2 separate regions of the Homo sapiens genome follow, and region 1 is linked to region 2. Evidence: read pairs that join two places in POLR2A ChIA-PET (ENCODE). Cell type or tissue: OCI-LY7. All regions are shown on one strand. Each heading gives the region's core, and the rest is flanking DNA. Links, peaks and the distances in the headings are about the cores only. Region 1 overlaps PTPRQ (protein tyrosine phosphatase receptor type Q). Region 2 overlaps PAWR (pro-apoptotic WT1 regulator).

What was found. Peaks named below come from ENCODE experiments on the same cell type or tissue, not always from the same donor. Only the 100,000 strongest peaks of a DNase experiment are listed, where the experiment ranks them.
Region 1: POLR2A ChIA-PET joins it to region 2 with 5 read pairs; 2 of 35 experiments call an interaction of 5 or more read pairs at or near these places.

The regions. Positions count from the first base shown.
Region 1 is chr12:80,586,379-80,594,724 of GRCh38, reverse strand. PTPRQ (protein tyrosine phosphatase receptor type Q) reads right to left here. Exons shown (of 45, transcript NM_001145026.2): 26 at 6,273-6,596. The region is part of intron 1 of LOC105369867 (a long non-coding RNA gene); the gene reads left to right. Among named protein-coding and RNA genes, the nearest start is that of MYF6, 120 kb to the left of the region's middle. In OCI-LY7, for the core only: no CTCF peak of the experiment used is centred there; no DNase peak of the experiment used is centred there.
Region 2 is chr12:79,678,836-79,687,181 of GRCh38, reverse strand. All of the region lies in intron 2 of PAWR (pro-apoptotic WT1 regulator), which reads left to right. Among named protein-coding and RNA genes, the nearest start is that of PPP1R12A-AS2, 7.0 kb to the left of the region's middle. In OCI-LY7, for the core only: no CTCF peak of the experiment used is centred there; a DNase peak (open chromatin) is centred at 4,941; H3K4me3 peaks cover 1,095 bases.

The sequences.
Region 1 (8,346 bases), core at 235-8,234, 910 kb before region 2:
CTCGTGGGGGATGAGAGTAGGTAAAAAGAACTAACAATGATTTCTAGATAACTAGTTTGAACAACTAGATGAATAGTGGTGCAGTAAACTGAGACACGGAACACACAGAAAGGAAAAGACTTGCAAGGGAAGGTGGCAATATGGAGTTTGAGATGTCTATGGGAACCTAAGTGGTTATACCAATAACTTCAATATTCGGGCCTAGAGGACAGAAATGTTGTCTTGAATTACCCATTAGGGAGTCCTGTGTAACTAATTTAGAAGATTTTCAACAGCATCTAACTAATTTTGCAGAAGTGCAACCATCATGTCTAGAATAAATGATATTTATTTTCTCTAGTGGCAGCAAGATGGAGCCCATCCTAATACTGCACTGCCACCAAATGAACTTCTAAATGTCTTGAATTATAGACTCCTATTTACTTATGGCTAAAATCACTTCTTACCATTATATAATTGCTTCTTTATAAAAAGGATAATTTCTACCTCTGTTACTATAACACTTATCACATAAGTGTATTACACAGTTTAGAAAAAACTAAGGAAAACAACTGATATTTAGTAACACATTGACAATTTTTAATTTTAAATAATGTTAAAGTGTACTTTGCCCTCTATTTGGTTTTCTTCTTTTTAGATCATAAAGTTGCATTCCTTAGAAACTTCTTTGATGAGGCATGTTTTGTTGAATTTTTTTTAACCTAACAGATGTTTGGGTAGTTAAAATTCCTCATGAGTATGGTATCCTGTGGTTTTCCCAACCTAAGTGTTACCCCAGGAATTTTCCTTTCTTGCTGTCTTCCAGTCTTGGTGGTCTATAGGAGACGCACATTATGAGAGTCCCATTCCATTTCATACTAATTTCACACCCACACTCCTTTAAAGTTGTACATTTCCTCAGCATAAGTATCTATTGTGCACCACAGAAACATTTAACAGCTTGTGACTTTACATCACCACCACATATATACACACACCACTCAAACTGCTTTTGACTTTAAGGATAATCAGAAAAATAGATGAGTAAAATAATTTGCATGACTGTAATGTTTCAAGGTAAATATTTCTGCCATTTTTTAAAATTTTTATGCTTATATTTGTATCTATACACTCTCAGCATGCAGTAGGATTATGGCTATTATACGGATTAGTTGAGAACAAAAGCAATTTGGCTTCAATGATCTAGGTGAGAGCATGTGAGAGAAAGAATGGTTAGCTTGAGTTGGTTGAATATTGTTTCCCTTATTTATTCTGTTTTACAGGTGTACACTCAGATTCACAGGGTAATCCAATTTAAATCTCAGCTTGCATTCTGACTTTTCTTCCTGATCTTCAATTTTGATGCTCTTTGTTATGGGCTCAGATAGTTAATGATAACATGTTTTCTGATTATATAATCCATTGTAGAAACTTTTATAATATTTATTATTAAAACTAGGTGGTCTTTTATTGGAGTTACTCAAATTTTAAACAATTTGATTTCAAACTACCCATTAATCAATAACTCTTTATAGAGAAGATCCAGGTTTTGACAAGATGTTATATTAGTAAGTGCTTGAGTACAACTTTATGTCATTAGGATAAAATGCAGTTCTCTGAGATAGTTATTTTGTACTATTTTATATTGTTGTTTAGTCTTTTCTCTAATTCAGAGAAAGAGTTATTATTTTATTTTATATCATGAAACAACATATTGCATTTTTATTTTATTTTTGAGATGGAGTCTGGCTTTGTAACCCAGGCTAGAGTGCAGTGGCACAATCTTGGCTCATTGCAAGCTCCACCTCCCGGGTCCAAGCAATTCTCCTCCCTCAGCCTCCCAAGGAGTTGGGATTACAGGTGCCCACCACCATGTTCGGATAATTTTTTGTATTTTTAGAAGAGACAGGGTTTCACCATGTTGGAAAGGCTGATTTCAAATTCCTGACCTCAAATGATCCGCCCGCATCAGCCTCCCAAAGTGCTGGGATTACAGGCATGAGCCACCACATGACTCATGCCACATTTTTAAGTGAATTATACATAATACAAAACTTATTAATATTCTTCATCCAAATTATTTTTTGAGTTTGCAACATGGCCATTATATTTTCATCTTTGGTATGCAGAAGCAACATCTATGAATGCCTTATTTTTAATATTAAAAGGATTATTGCTCTTCAAGACTTCCGTTACTTAACTGTTATAATTTCTTTTATTCTTATGTTATTTCACCATATATATTATGTTGCAATAATATATGCAGTTCCCCATATAATCTCAAATTATCTCTTCCTGACTTAATATAATAAATAGAACTTTTATTTTGATGTATAAATTATGAAATTTGGAAATTCAATTGTACAATATTTATCATTAGAAAAATGTCTTCTATTCCATTGGAAGCAAAAATTTCCTCCATTCTTGAAACTAAAAGACGAGTAACCAACTCATCGTCAAAATTTAAAGAATTATCCTCAACCACTTATGACTACTTAGTTGAAAAGCTATGAGTTTTGAGAATGCAATCATATGTTTGTTATCACGAAGTTGAAAAATATAAATCTTTTCATCTTTCTCTCCTAATCACAGTGGTAGAAAGACCATTTCCCCTGTGTCTCCTGGAAATAAAATATGGCCATAGAACTTAAACGGGGGTAAGAAGTGGAGGAAATAGGGTGGAAAGAATGATATTCAAGTGGAAAGACTTGAGAATGTAGGATTATTTAGAAATCCAACTTTTCAGTTTCATTTACCAACTTCTGAACTGATCATGTTATATGTTGTTTTATGCTAATTAAACATCTTGTATAATAGTGTCAAGTGTGCTTGCAAGAGACTGTGCATTTAAAAAGTTCACTTCCTGGCTCAGTGTGGCAATTAGAAGCAGGTACTCCCCAAGTGAGATACTCAGAATAGGAACTCTTAGTGGCAGCAGGCACAAAGGCACAGGCATAATTTAACCAAAGGTTACAAATCAGCTGTCCACAAGCCAGATCTAGGCTACTGATGTATTTGGTTTTGTTCTCTGGGCATTTATTTATTTCTGTTTTCTAGTTATATTAGAATAGCTATTTCTTGACAAAATCAGCAGGTTCAAAATAACCATACCTACTGACTAACCCCAAAGTAAACTGAATTTTTTCTATATTTTTGCTATCTTTGTTATAGTATCGTCATCCTTATCATCACCTGCACTGGAAAACAATCTGTTTTGTCCTACCCACTAGAACTTAATGAATCAAATTTCTCTCATTCAGGGAATATTTATAGAGTATCTACTGGTACTGGGAACTATTCTAGACAATAAGAAAATATGCGTGGGATGGTAGCTCATGCCTGAAATCTCAGCACTGTGGGAGGCCACGGCAGGAGGATCACTTGAGCCCAAGAGTTTAAGACCAGCTTGGGCAATATAGTGAGACCTCATCTCTATCAAAATTGTTTTTAAAATTAGCTGGTCACAGTGGCGTGTGCCTGTAGTCTTAGCTACTTAGGAGGCTGAGGTGGGAGGATTACTTGAGCCCAGGAGGTCGAGGCTGCAGTAAGCTGTGACCGTGCCCCAGCACCCCAGCCTGGGTGAAAGAATGAGATCCTGTCGCAAAAAAAAAAAAAAAAAAAAAAAGCAATGATCAAGGCAGATCCTAAACACAAGCAAATAAAAATGATCGTGTAATTATAAATGTTCATTAAAATAACATGATATTATATAAGATTACTGCATGACTATTTTTAGATTGAGTGGTCAGGGAAATTCATTCTGATCAGGGATCATTTAAGTAAAGATCTACGTTATAAGAAGCTGCTCATGTGAAGAAGGAGGTGGAAGAACATTCTAGTCAAAAGAAACAGGGAATACAAAGATGCAAGTTCTAAGAATTTATTTTGTGTAAGCAACAAAAAATGTCTAGTATGAGTGGAAGACAATGGTATGGGGGAAACATGGCTATAAATAATGTTAAAGTTTAAGGTAAAAGCCAGGTCATATAGGGCTTGTTAACCATGTTAAGAAATGTAAAATTTATTCTAAGAGCCATGGGAGTACATTGGATAGTTTTTTTTTTTTTTTTTTTTTTTTTGAGACGGAGTCTTGCTCTGTGCCCAGGCTGGAGTGCAGTGGTGCGATTTCGGCTCACTGCAAGCTCCGCCTTCCGGGTTCATGCCATTCTCCTGCCTCAGCCTCCCGAGTAGCTGGGACTACAGGCACCTGCCACCATGCCTGGCTAATTTTTTGTATTTTTTAGTAGAGACGGGGTTTCACCATGTTAGCCAGGATAGTCTCGATCTCCTGACCTCGTGATCCACCCGCCTCAGCCTCTCAAAGTGCAGGGATTACAGGCATGAACCACTGCGCCCAGCCCATTGGATAGTTTTAAGCAAGAAAGTGACATCATCTGCTTTAGGTTGAAAAAGACCAGTCTGGCAGTGTAGGAGGCTAGTTAGGCTAGTGCTGTGGGAGCAGTAATGAAGAGTTGTACTAATGTAATAGTAATGCAAATGGAGGAATTTGTTTAGATGGTGTGGTTGAAATGAATCATGGGCAGGATTGAGGAGGAAAGGAACAGTGCCTGGATTTTCATTTGCTGCAAACAGATAAATAATGATATGAGAAGGTTTGGTATTTGATCATGTTAATATAGAGAAGTATATTCAACACACAAGCCCAGTGATTAGTTGATCAGGCAGATATTCTGATCTGGAGTTCTAGGCAGCATTCAGGACTGGAAATAGTATTTGAGAATAGTCAAGATGTAAGCAGACTTCAAAGCTATAGACCAGAATAAGAGCAATTAAGGTAAAATCTCCTTGGGGTTGTGTGCTGATAAAGAAGAGAAAAGGGCCAAGTACAGCTCTCTCATCTCTCCAATGCTTACAGTTAAAAAACAATTATTTGCTGAGAATAATTCAGCAAAGAGGACGGAGACGGAGCTACCAGGAAGGTAGGAGAAAAAACAGAAGGGTAGATCTTACAGAAACCAAGTGTCAAAGTGCCAGAAAGAGAAAAGGTTGGACAATTGTGTCAAAGTCTGAGTTGTCAGGATTCTACCTCAAATGTCAAATTATATTAACAAACATTTATTGAACATTTACTATTACAGACATTATGCCAGATACTCTGGGAAATTGTAACAGGAGACACAATTGGTGGCCTAGAAAATAAAGCCCTCTAGATCAAAGTGTATTTCACTATCTATAAGTACTAACATGGTATTTGTCACTGAAAATCTATGTGTGTGTGTGTAGGTATGTTACTATACTAATAAGTATCAAAAATGTTTAAGAATATGTAATTTGGATTTGAAAGGAATCCCCTTTAAAGAGTCTCAGTCAAGATAGGAAGATGATAACATAAGGCCTATATCTGAAGGATTTATATGGGATGGGTGGCCTGGCAAACCTGAAATTTGCTCTGGAGGGCTGGGGCAGAAATGGCATTTCAGAGAATGCAGCCATTTCCCAGAGCTCTGGCTTGCAGGACTTGATTTGCAACTTATTTATGTTGCATAGTAACCATCACAATTCTATGTAAACAGAGTTCAGGATAAGGAATATACATTTTTTACTTAATTATGGTTAATGATATTCTCCAAGCAAGCAGGGCAACCAGTTAGCTATAAACATAAAACCTAAGTTGCAAGAGCAATCTTTACCTATACATTTAGTGGTTTGTATGGAAAAGCACTTAAAGTCCTGAAAGATGTATAGATGGCAAAACAATTTCAAGTATTTGTGTTTCTTCTCTGTATTTTCTTCTTCCCATCTCAAGCTGGGAGTTGAATGCTTGATATTTCTTTGCCTCAGAATTTTGTGCAGTTGAAAAACACAAGCTGAAAAACGACTTGCAGACAGATCAATCAGGGTTATTGTGGTCACACGTGTGTGTGTGTAAGTTTGAAGTCACTGAAAAGGTTGTAAAGTTGGGCTTAAAAGCAACAGAACCTCTAAATATGAAGGAAAAATGTGGGCCTGGGTCAAGGGCATTAGATAATAATCAGTATGGTTTAATGGTAGCGCATCAGAGTAGCTTCCCACAATGCACTGTTGCAATATGAGACTCTAGGACCTTGGCACAACTTTGGGAGTTTGAGAAAAGCCCTAATAATGACTAACATTGAATTTCTCATTGGGTTTCAACTAAATTAAAACTAAATATGTCGTTATATATGGTAGTGTCCTCAGTTATTTCTATGTTCAGTGATTTTACACACAATTAGATTAAGTATAAAGCATAATATATAGACAGATACAGAATATAACAGAAATCAGTATGTACATGTCAGGACAATACTCACGGCCAGGCAGAGTTTTTGTAGAAATCCAGTTTGAAGCATTGCCATAGCCAGCATTGGTGCTGGCAGCCACTTGGAATCTATACCATCTAAATTTCTTTAATCCATATACTGTCTCTTCAGTTAAGTGAGCTTCATAGAGGTATTGAATTTTTTGATATTCAACACATTCTTCGGATTCCCATTCTTTGCATTTTTGAGCACGAAGTTGAGTGGTAATTTTGTAATTTTGAAAGTAGCCAAGGATAGTGTCAGGTCTTATCCATGTCAATGTTGCACTAGTTGACTGAACATCAGAAAAAGCAATATTTGTGGGAACACTGGGAACTAAAAATTAAAGGGAAAAATTAAAAGCAGTTACAATTACCAAACACTTCATAAAGAGAAGAAAGAATAGAATTCTATTATGGAGGAGCTAGTAGAGATCTGTCAAATTACTATAGCTCTTAGATTAATTATCCCCACACTTAATGAGAAGAACCTTAGAGTGATGCTTCCGGGACCATCATTTTAAAAGGGTAGAGGACAAAATAATTGTAATTTATTAATTCTTGATTTTGCTTCCAAATTCAATCATAAGTGGCTTATATAAACAAACTTTGGCTTCAAATAGAACTATTTCACTGTTACAAAGGAAAACTGTATGCTCATATCATCCTAAGTACTTCCCTAGGTATGGTTTGAGTTTGTAATATTCAGTTCCAAGGGAAGATACTTGTGTATTTAAATGTCTAAATAAACACAAACACATCTTATATCTAGTAAATGTTGATTATAAAACAATTTTAAATAAACAATATTACTGACAGTTTTAATGTATATAATTCATCTATTTTTTTTTATTTTATCTCATGTATATTTAGAATTAACATGTAGTCCTGCTTGGAGTCATTTATTTGCTTCCACACTAACTACAGGTTTGCCAAATGCATACCATGTGTCAGGCTCTGAGCCTGGTGTTAGGGATTCAGGATACAATAAAGCTCATGTCCTGTTTTCAAGAGACAGTTTATTGGGCAAGTAATATACACATGTTATGGTTAGAAATAAGAAAGAGCAATCAATTAAGTGATATTGGAACTCTTCTTAACCATGCCTTTCTTTGTATATCTTCAACGGCCTTTGTTAAGAAGATGGAGATAAAGAGAATCAAAATGATGACATGTGAAAATTACATAATGCGAACTGTATATTAATATTCACATTTTAAAATAAGAAAATTAATAAATATTTAGAAAGCTCATTGATCTCTAAAGATATATTAATTCAACATTCAATAAATATCTAAGAGCATCTAATATGTACAGGTAGGATTATAGGTGCTGAAAATACAATGAACAAAACAGACAAAAATTCCTGCCCCTGAAAATTTACATTCAGGGGAGCTGTAAACAATAAAAGTATCAATAAGTATTGTACATAGTCACCTTTTGTATCCACAGGGTACTGGCTCCCAGACCTTCCACGGAGAACAAAATCAGAAGACGTTCAAATTCCTTATATAAAATGGTGTAGTATCTGCATATAAACTACACACATCTTCTCATATAATTCAAATAATCTCTAGGTTATTTACAATACCTAACACAATGTAAATGCTCTATAAATAGCTGTTGTACTGTTTAGAGATTAATGCCAAGAAATAAAAGTCTGGGCATGTGGGGTACAGACACATTTTGGTTTTGTATATTTTCCAGCTGTAGTTGATTGAATCCACGGATGCAGAACACATGGATTTGGAGGGCCAACTGTAGTGTTTTGGATGATGATCAGAGTTGCGGAGAAAAAGAAGAATGAGAAGAAGGAGAGTTTCAGGGATATTGAAAATTTAAATTAGGTAATCAGAGAAGGGATTAGAAGATACTAAATTCCTTTATAGCAGCATGATTTATAGTCCTTTGGGTATATACCCAGTAATGGGATGGCTGGGTCAAATGGTATTTCCAGTTCTAGATCCCTGAGGAATCGCCACACTGACTTCCACAATGGTTGAACTAGTTTACAGTCCCACCAACAGTGTAAAAGTGTTCCTATTTCTCCACATCCTCTCCAGCACCTGTTGTTTCCTGACTTTTTA
Region 2 (8,346 bases), core at 254-8,253:
CTGAAGTCGATCTATCCAGAGCTTCTTTAATGAGATAAAATTTACTAAGAGTTTTAAGAAAAATATCCTTTTTTCTAAATTTTTACATTTTCTATTTTTTGGTAGTAATTCACCTGAACTGGGTAATTTGGACGTGGCATACTTCTTGCCAGTAATTTTTGTGTGTGTTTATCAGATCAGTCAAATGTGTATTACATACCTGTTAAAGACACTATCCTTAAGCAGTGGAGAAAATAAGAACACGGCAGTGTATATTCTCAAGGAGCAAGGCTATAATCTAGGAAGAAGGATAAGGCATAATTACATGAAAAAATTTAAGTACTGAGTTAACAGTTTAAAAGCCATCTTAATGAAGCATGTAACTATTTATTGGAAATAGTGTGTGTTTAAAAGGGGGAGATGATTGGGCTGGGAGAAGCTATTGAGGATGAGAATCTTGACCTGAGTCTTAAACTTTTCAGTACTTGTATATTTTTACATATGTTCTCACATATGTACATGTATACATAATTGTTTGTATAGTATATTAAGTACCGACATGCAGTGGTTCTTAACTTGAGCAGCACATTGATAGCATGTTAGGATCTTTAAAAAAATGTTTGCTCATGCTAATTCAATTCCGTGCCCTCTTTGTCCCTTCACCCCACCCTGTAATATTGAATGGGTCTGGGATGGATCCCAGGCATTAATATTTTTATAAGTTCCCCATTTGATTCAAATGTGAGTCAGTGATAACAACTGTTGGACTGCAGTCTGGGTATAGAAATGAATAGGACATAAGCCTTGCCCACGAGGTGCTCTCAGGTAATATAAGGAAATGTGAAAAGTAGAGTAGTAAGTATAGCTTAGTGCCTGAGCAGGGTACCTAACCCAGGGAGGAGGAGTGATAGTTGAAGAAAGCTTCCTAGACAGTTACATACTTGTTTCCAGGGGGTTTGTGAAGTTACTGCCATTGAGTAGGGTTGTGTGAATGGGTTAATGGAGATGGGTGCCATAGAAAATGTAATCTTTGAATAGGTAGAGGTGGCACTGAAGTTTTGGTTTAAGTATAAAAGTTAACATATACAGTATTTAAAACTTCTGTTTTAAAATAGTGGTTGGCTAAAGTGGTTTAGCTTTAGTGGTTGGCTAAAGTGCTTTATGTACTGAAGTTCACAGCAATCTCATGTGGTAGTTACACTGTTTATCACTATTTCCAGAGGAGAAAATGAAGACTTAGAGCTTAAATGATTCAAGATCACATAGAAAGTAACTGATAGAGCAATATTTTAAACATTTTTGTGTATTTTGTGTGTATGTATATATCTAGGGAAAGGGGAGTTTTTAAAAATTAACCTACTTTTCATTATTCAGCATATTTCCCTAGATTTTTACATAACTTTTTATTAAAGATTATCTTAAGTAATTTAAACATCTGAATGAGGAAAACAGTAAAGGTATGGAATTGAATAGAATTTCAGGTCAAATTTGTGGACTCAGAGATTGCCTCTGACCCTCTAACCTATAGAGTGGCAAAATTTTGAACACCAGGCTCTCGGCAAAACGTAAATTTATTTTTGGCTAGTGGTCAGAAAATGTGAATCTTTGATTTTACCTAAGTGATATATTGTTTTTCTATCAAGATGGGGTCATGACACCTACTCCATAGTTTGAACTCGTGTTGGTGAAAGGGAAGATAAAGGAGCATTTAACATATAGAAAGCACTTTTAAGTGAACACAGGTTAGGTCATAATTATTTAGTATGTTTATTGAACATTATATATAGGACAAGTTCCACTTAGTAAACTTTATAAATCCAGGTGGATTAAGAAATGCCTTTTGTTATTCCCATTATGCTCCAGACTGTCTACCTTTCTGTGTGATGAGTCAGGAGAGAAACTAATAATGACTCAGAGTTGGAGAAAATTTGATTCGTGAATGGGGTAGATATAGTGTAAACACTGAGACTGTTTAGTGTAAAACCTGGGCTATTAGCCCAGCTTTCCTAAATGTTTGAGCTCACTGGTAAAGTAAATTGAAATTTTAATATTATCAGGATTTGTACTGAGTTGTCTGAGCTGGGATGTCATTTCTCATAAAAATAATAATTACATAATTAAAGTAGATGACATTTATGGTGTGCTTATTAAGTGCCAGGCACTGTTCTAAGCACTTGACATACATTAGTGCATTTAATTCTCACCACAGCCCTATGGGAAAATGGGGAAGAGAAGGTATGTTACTTGCTTCAGGTCATACATGTAGTGAGAAGTAGATTAGAGATAGTTTGCACTCACAGTCTTGTGCGTAATAAACCATCTTACTACACTTCAGTGTATTACATACTGTATACCTAGTTTAAGAAATACAAAGAATATTTTAGTGTTAAATTGTTAGTATATGACTATGGAATTTAAAAATAGCCCTATTTATAGAACATAGATGAAGTGAGACTTTAATGGAAAATTTTGAGAACAAATGAATATATAAACACTGGCATTAAAATTCTTATTTAAAATCATTATCAAGCTAGTGGCCTGTTTATACTATTTTCTTTGTTTTTTTCTTTCTTTCTTTTTTTTTTGAGGTGGAGTCTTGCTCTGTTGCCCAGGCTGGAGTACAGTGGCATGTGGTGTGATCTCAGCTCACTGCAGCCTCCACCTCCCGGGTTCAAGCAATTCTCCTGCGTCAGTCTCCCAAGTAGCTGGGACTGCAGGTGTGCACCACCATGCCTGGCTAATTTTTGTATTTTTAGTAGAGATGGTGTTTCGCCATGTTGGCCAGGCTGCTCTCAAACTTCCAGCCTCAAGTGATCTACCCGCCTCAGCCTCCCAAAGTGCTTGGATTACAGGTGGGAGCTACCGTACCAAGCCTATCTATGCTATTTATTATTTCTGCATTTTTTTTTTAGCACCTATGATGTGTGCCAGAAAATAATTATGCCATTTAATAGCAAGGTTGATATAATGTTTTATAAGTATAAAATTATTGGCAAATATTAGGGTTTGACATTTTCTCTGTGCTTTTTTTCCTTTTTTAAAAATTGAGATATAATTCACATACAATAAAATTTACCCTTTTAAAGTGTACAGTTCAGTGGTTTTTTAGTATTCACACGGTGTGCTCTTAAGTGCTTTTATATTTTCATCTTTATTTTTCATTATGTTCTTAGAACCTCTGGTCCCTAAATTTTAGCTTTCCTTTCAGTAAAGTGATATGGTATTCAAATTATGAGAAGCCATTAACTTAAAATAATTTAATATCAGCCTTTCCCACTTTACAGAGAAAATGAAATTATGGTAGGATCTCCTCAATTTTAAGTTTCTTAAAACTTGGGCACCTACTACCATTTGTTTGCAGTGGAGTTTAGTATAATAGGTATTTATTAGGTTTGTGCAAAAGTAATCACAGTTTTTGCCATTGAAAGTAATGGCACCAGCCTAATAGTTGGATTACTTTTGCAAAAACCTAACAATTTAACTGAGTGTAATACTTTCACCTTAATAAAACTTTTACATATCTTTCATGGAGATCTGCAAAGCTCTGTCATCTAAACATTTGGGAACATTGATTCAGAGTTAAAAAAAAAAAAAAAAGGAGTTTCCACTGCTTACCACTTTAGTTACAGTACTAGAATCAGTGTCCTAAAAGATGTTTCTGGGGGGACCATCTCTACCAGTATCACTTTTGCCATTTATTTAAAATCAGATTTCTGGAATCCACCCCAGTCTGGGTTAGGGATGTTATCTGAGAGTCTGCATTTTAACTTGAGTGATTTTGGTACACACTAAAGTTTGGGAAGAACTAACTTAAATACCCTGTACTAGTTTACTGATCCGTCAAATGAAATGAATGCTGGTTATCTAACAGGATTGTTACATGAATTAAATAAAATGATGTTTGTGAAAATGTTATAAAAATGCCCAAATCAGAAATTGTAGTTACTGTATAGGTTAATTTCCTATGAGGTTGTTAAACATTTTCATTTTTTTCTTCCAATTTAAAACTGTGCATATTTTAACAGACAGGTTGAGCTACTTGGAAATTCAAAGTACTTTAAACATTTATGTAATGTCACATACTTAGTGCAAAATGCTCTGTCTGCTTTGCCTCTTTTCCAGAATTTAGACAAGTCTAGACTACAGAAACACCTCAAATAGTTAATGCGTAATTAGAACTTTACTTTCACTCATTTTTAATTTTTACATATCTTTAAGTGAAAGCATATACTTGTGTTTATAAATGTATTTGATAATTAGCAACTCAAACTTTTAAAGCATTGTGTTTGCCATCTTATCAAACTACTATCAAGTGCAAACATTTTTCCCATTGATTACAAATCTTACATGTTAGACCTATAGGCATCCTTGACTGGCAATTGATTTTGAACATATTTGGTTAACTGCTGAGTCAACTTTCTGTTTAGATCTTAGGCAAATGTGTTATAGCCATATACCTACATGTATAGAATTGAGCCTCAGCCACCTGTTACATTCTCCTTAGGCTATGTAAAAATACACAGGGCACCATGGCTGAACGACATTGTAGGAATATTTAAATTCTAAAAGCAGCAAAATCACACACTTCAAAGGTAAAAAGAGCTCCAGCAAGTTCAAATCTTAGCATGTCAGTTGACTAGTAAAATGTTTATTCTGTGATAGTTTTTGGAGATTTTGTCCAGCAAAATTTTGTGGGTCACAGTGTATTTTTCAATGATAGTCTCATTTATTTTAAGTAGTTGAAGAAATAGGGCAGTTGTATTCTGAAAATTAATATTTTGTTAGGTTTTGCTGAAGTGAACAGATAGGAGAGAATTTATATTGTGGATTACAATTCTGTGGCAGCTGAAACTTTGTTTTCAGGCTCTTCATAATAAATTCTGTGGGGCCAGGTGCCATAGCTCACACCTCTAATGCTACCACTTTGAGAAGCTAAGGTGGGAGAATCAATTGAGCCCAGGAGGTCGAGCCTGCAGTGAGCCGTGACTGCTCAACTGCACTACAGCCTGGGTGACAAAGTGAGACCCTGGCTCAGAAAAACTCAAACAAAACAAAACTCTAGGGGGACTAAGAGAATAGGATAAATAAACATAATAATATACAGTTTGAAATACAGAACTGAAACAGATGAAATTAACTTAAAAAGACATCTTTCAGACTAAGCTTATCTATGGTCATGTAAGCAAACTACTTAATATTTTAGAATTTGCAGGTTACATAAAGTATCAATTGATTTTCTATTATTTTGGAGTTTTTTCCAGAATATTTTTAGTAGTATTTAAAAAGAATGTAAATCTCAGAACAGAGTTAACATTCAGAAGATGGTGCTTGAGGAATAGGAATAAAAAGTACGATTGTATTAGCTGAAATAATCAAAGAAGTTACTTTTAGGTTTCAAATTCTTGAAAGACTTCTCCATATCCTATAATGTAAGCAAAAGTTGATGCAAATCAAATTTATGTAATCCTAATTTTTTTCTGCTAGTAGAAGTAATGTGTTAAAAAAAAGGCAGTGTGTTCACTGTAGTTCTCTCATGGAAATAAATCCAAGGAAAGGTAGAAAAACCTGTTATCTTATACATATTAATATTTGTGTTTCTATTCTTATTTTTTTGAATCTACTTGAGAAATGGAACCACACTATTGATTTGTGTGTATACTTAACCACTCATCATGAGTATTTTTATGATGTTATTCTATAACTTCAAAAATAGGGGTGGATGTGTATGTATCTTTTGTTGTATGTTTTTTAGAGACAGGGATCTTGCTTGTTCCCCAGGCTGCAGTACTATGGTGTGATGACTCAGCCTCAAACTCCTGGGCTCAAGTGATCCTCTTGCCTCAGCCTACCAAGCAGCTGAGAGTACAGGCATGAGCCACCATGTCCAGTTGGATGCATGTGTTTTGTGCTGTTTGATATTAAAATACTTAACCATTACTTCATTGGGAAAGGACCTTACTGCTTATCTGCCTTATTATGTGGCTTTTTGATTAGCCCATAAATAGTCTTAGATAAATAGCCCTTTCCTTTCCTTTCCTCCCCTCCCCTCCCCTCCCCACCCCTCCCCTCCCCTCCCTTCTTCTCCTTTTTTCTGAGACAGGATCTCTGTCACCCAGGCTCAGTGCAGTGGCACGATCATGGCTCACTGCAGACTCAACCTCCTGAGTTCAAGAGATCCTCCCACGTGAGCCTCCTGAGTAGCTGGGACTGCAGGCTTGCACCACCACATTGGGCTAATTTTTTAATTTGTTTGTAGAGATGGGGTCTCAGTATGTTGCTGGTCTTGAACTCCTACACGCAAATGCTTCTCTCACCTTGGCCTCTCAAAGTGTTGTTGGGATTACAGGTGTGAGCCACTCCACCTGGTCTATTTTTTTCTTTTCATATATTGTGTTTCCTGAAACATTGCTCAGGAAAAGTGTTTGTGCCATTGAAAGAGTCTCATAGGTTCAGATAATTGTGAAGGATGACCAGAGGTTTTTTCTTTTTTTAAACCTCTATAACCTTTGATTTCACTGGGAAGTTGGTGGTTGGAGCTGGAGTAATTATAAATGTATGTATGCTGTAGCTGAAATAAGTTCCTGAAACTCATCATGGTATGCAAAATTGTGCAGTAAAAACTGTAGGGCATATGTGAAAATGGAGTTTGGGGCATAACACTCAAAAACTTTGTCAATGGCATTTAAAAAGATAGAAACCTAATAAAAACTAGCAGTTTCACACATGTTAAATGCTTAATAAGTACATAAATACTACAACAAATATGACACTTTACTTTGAAAAATACCTAAACTTTTTGAAAAGTGTTAGAAGGATCCCAGCTTGTGAATTACTGTAAAATGGTAGGAGGAAGGTTATCTGAAATTGGAGTGAGAGTGTTACACCAGATGTGGATGGGTGTAGCTCATAACGTATGCAGTGAACTGACGTAACTGGCAGATGTTTGAGGTGTGTATGCATATATTTCTACGTGACTGGGTTGCAGTTATCTGTGCCTGCTGAGCATTTCTTGCATTTGAACATAAGCAAACACAAAATTAGTGTTATTCTCAACTTGTTCCCTAACATGTGTTCATATCAGTGGCATTGGGACAAATCCATGTTTTTCTAAACAAATGTTATAGTGCGTATATGTCTACCCATGCATAGATATCTGTATCCCCATCAATCTGTCTAAAATATGTAAAACGTTGTAAAAACATAGAAAACAATGGCTTGGGAAGATCAATCCAAGTAATGACATAGAGGAAAGGTATAGGAAGCAGAGAAATGGGAGTACTCATATAAGAGTATACTAATAATGATCGCTAGGGCAATAGTGGTAGAAAAGGAAAGAAAGAATAGATTTCAGAGATATTTCATTGGCATTAAAAATTACATAACTGGATGTTTTGAGCTGGAAAAGTGTTTAGAGATCATCTAGCCCATTACAAAAAACAAAACATTAATGTAGTCTTTCCAGAAAGCTTTTACCTCAAAACTTAAGTTGCATTTCAACCTCAACCTTTTTCCTCTAGCTGAGTCTAGCATATCCCCCACTGCTCCTGGCCCCACCAGGCTAATACTACTGCCGTATCAGGGATTTTATTTTATTACCTCTTACTTAAATACTCAGCCTCTACCTCCTGGTTCATCTTGTCATGCAGAAATGTTCCCTTAATTTTGCTTTACCTTCAGCTTACTGTTTTTTCTCCATAATTGGTCAGTTTCTTAAAGGCAACATTTTCACCTGCTGACTGTTCATTTCTTACTACAGTACTGAAATTCATCTCTCTAAGGTTGCCTGTGACCTTTTTTTTGTACCAGTGTCACCAAACTTGTGACCTCTTAATTGCCGAATGTGACAGCTTCTTTCATTCCATTTGTCCTCTCTGTAGCATTTGCCCTGTCACTCCTCTCATATGCTGCAGCATTTTTTATAGATTCTTTTATAAGAATCTATATGTAAATGTTTCTTCAGAAACATATGAATGCCTGTTGTGTGCCCCAGGCTCAGTGCTGTGTGATAGAAAATATTCACCAGTCTTTAAGGAACTTCTAATCTTTCAGGGAAAGAGATAAATAATTAGAGGTTAGTATAATAACAACTATGATGGAGAAAAGAGCAAAGTACTGAACTAGCACAGAAAAGGGGGCCATGGGCCGGGCACAGTGGCTTTCACCTGTTATCTCAGCAGATTGGGAGACTTAGGCAGGAGGATTGCTTGAGCCCAGGAATTTTAGGCTGCCGTTAGCTATGATAATGCCACTGCACTTCAGCCTGGGTGACAGAGTGAGACCTTGTCTCTAACCACCATCCTGTGCCTCCCACCCCCGCCAAAAAAAAAAAAAAAATACCCTAAAGGGAGCCATTAATTAAGGAAGTCA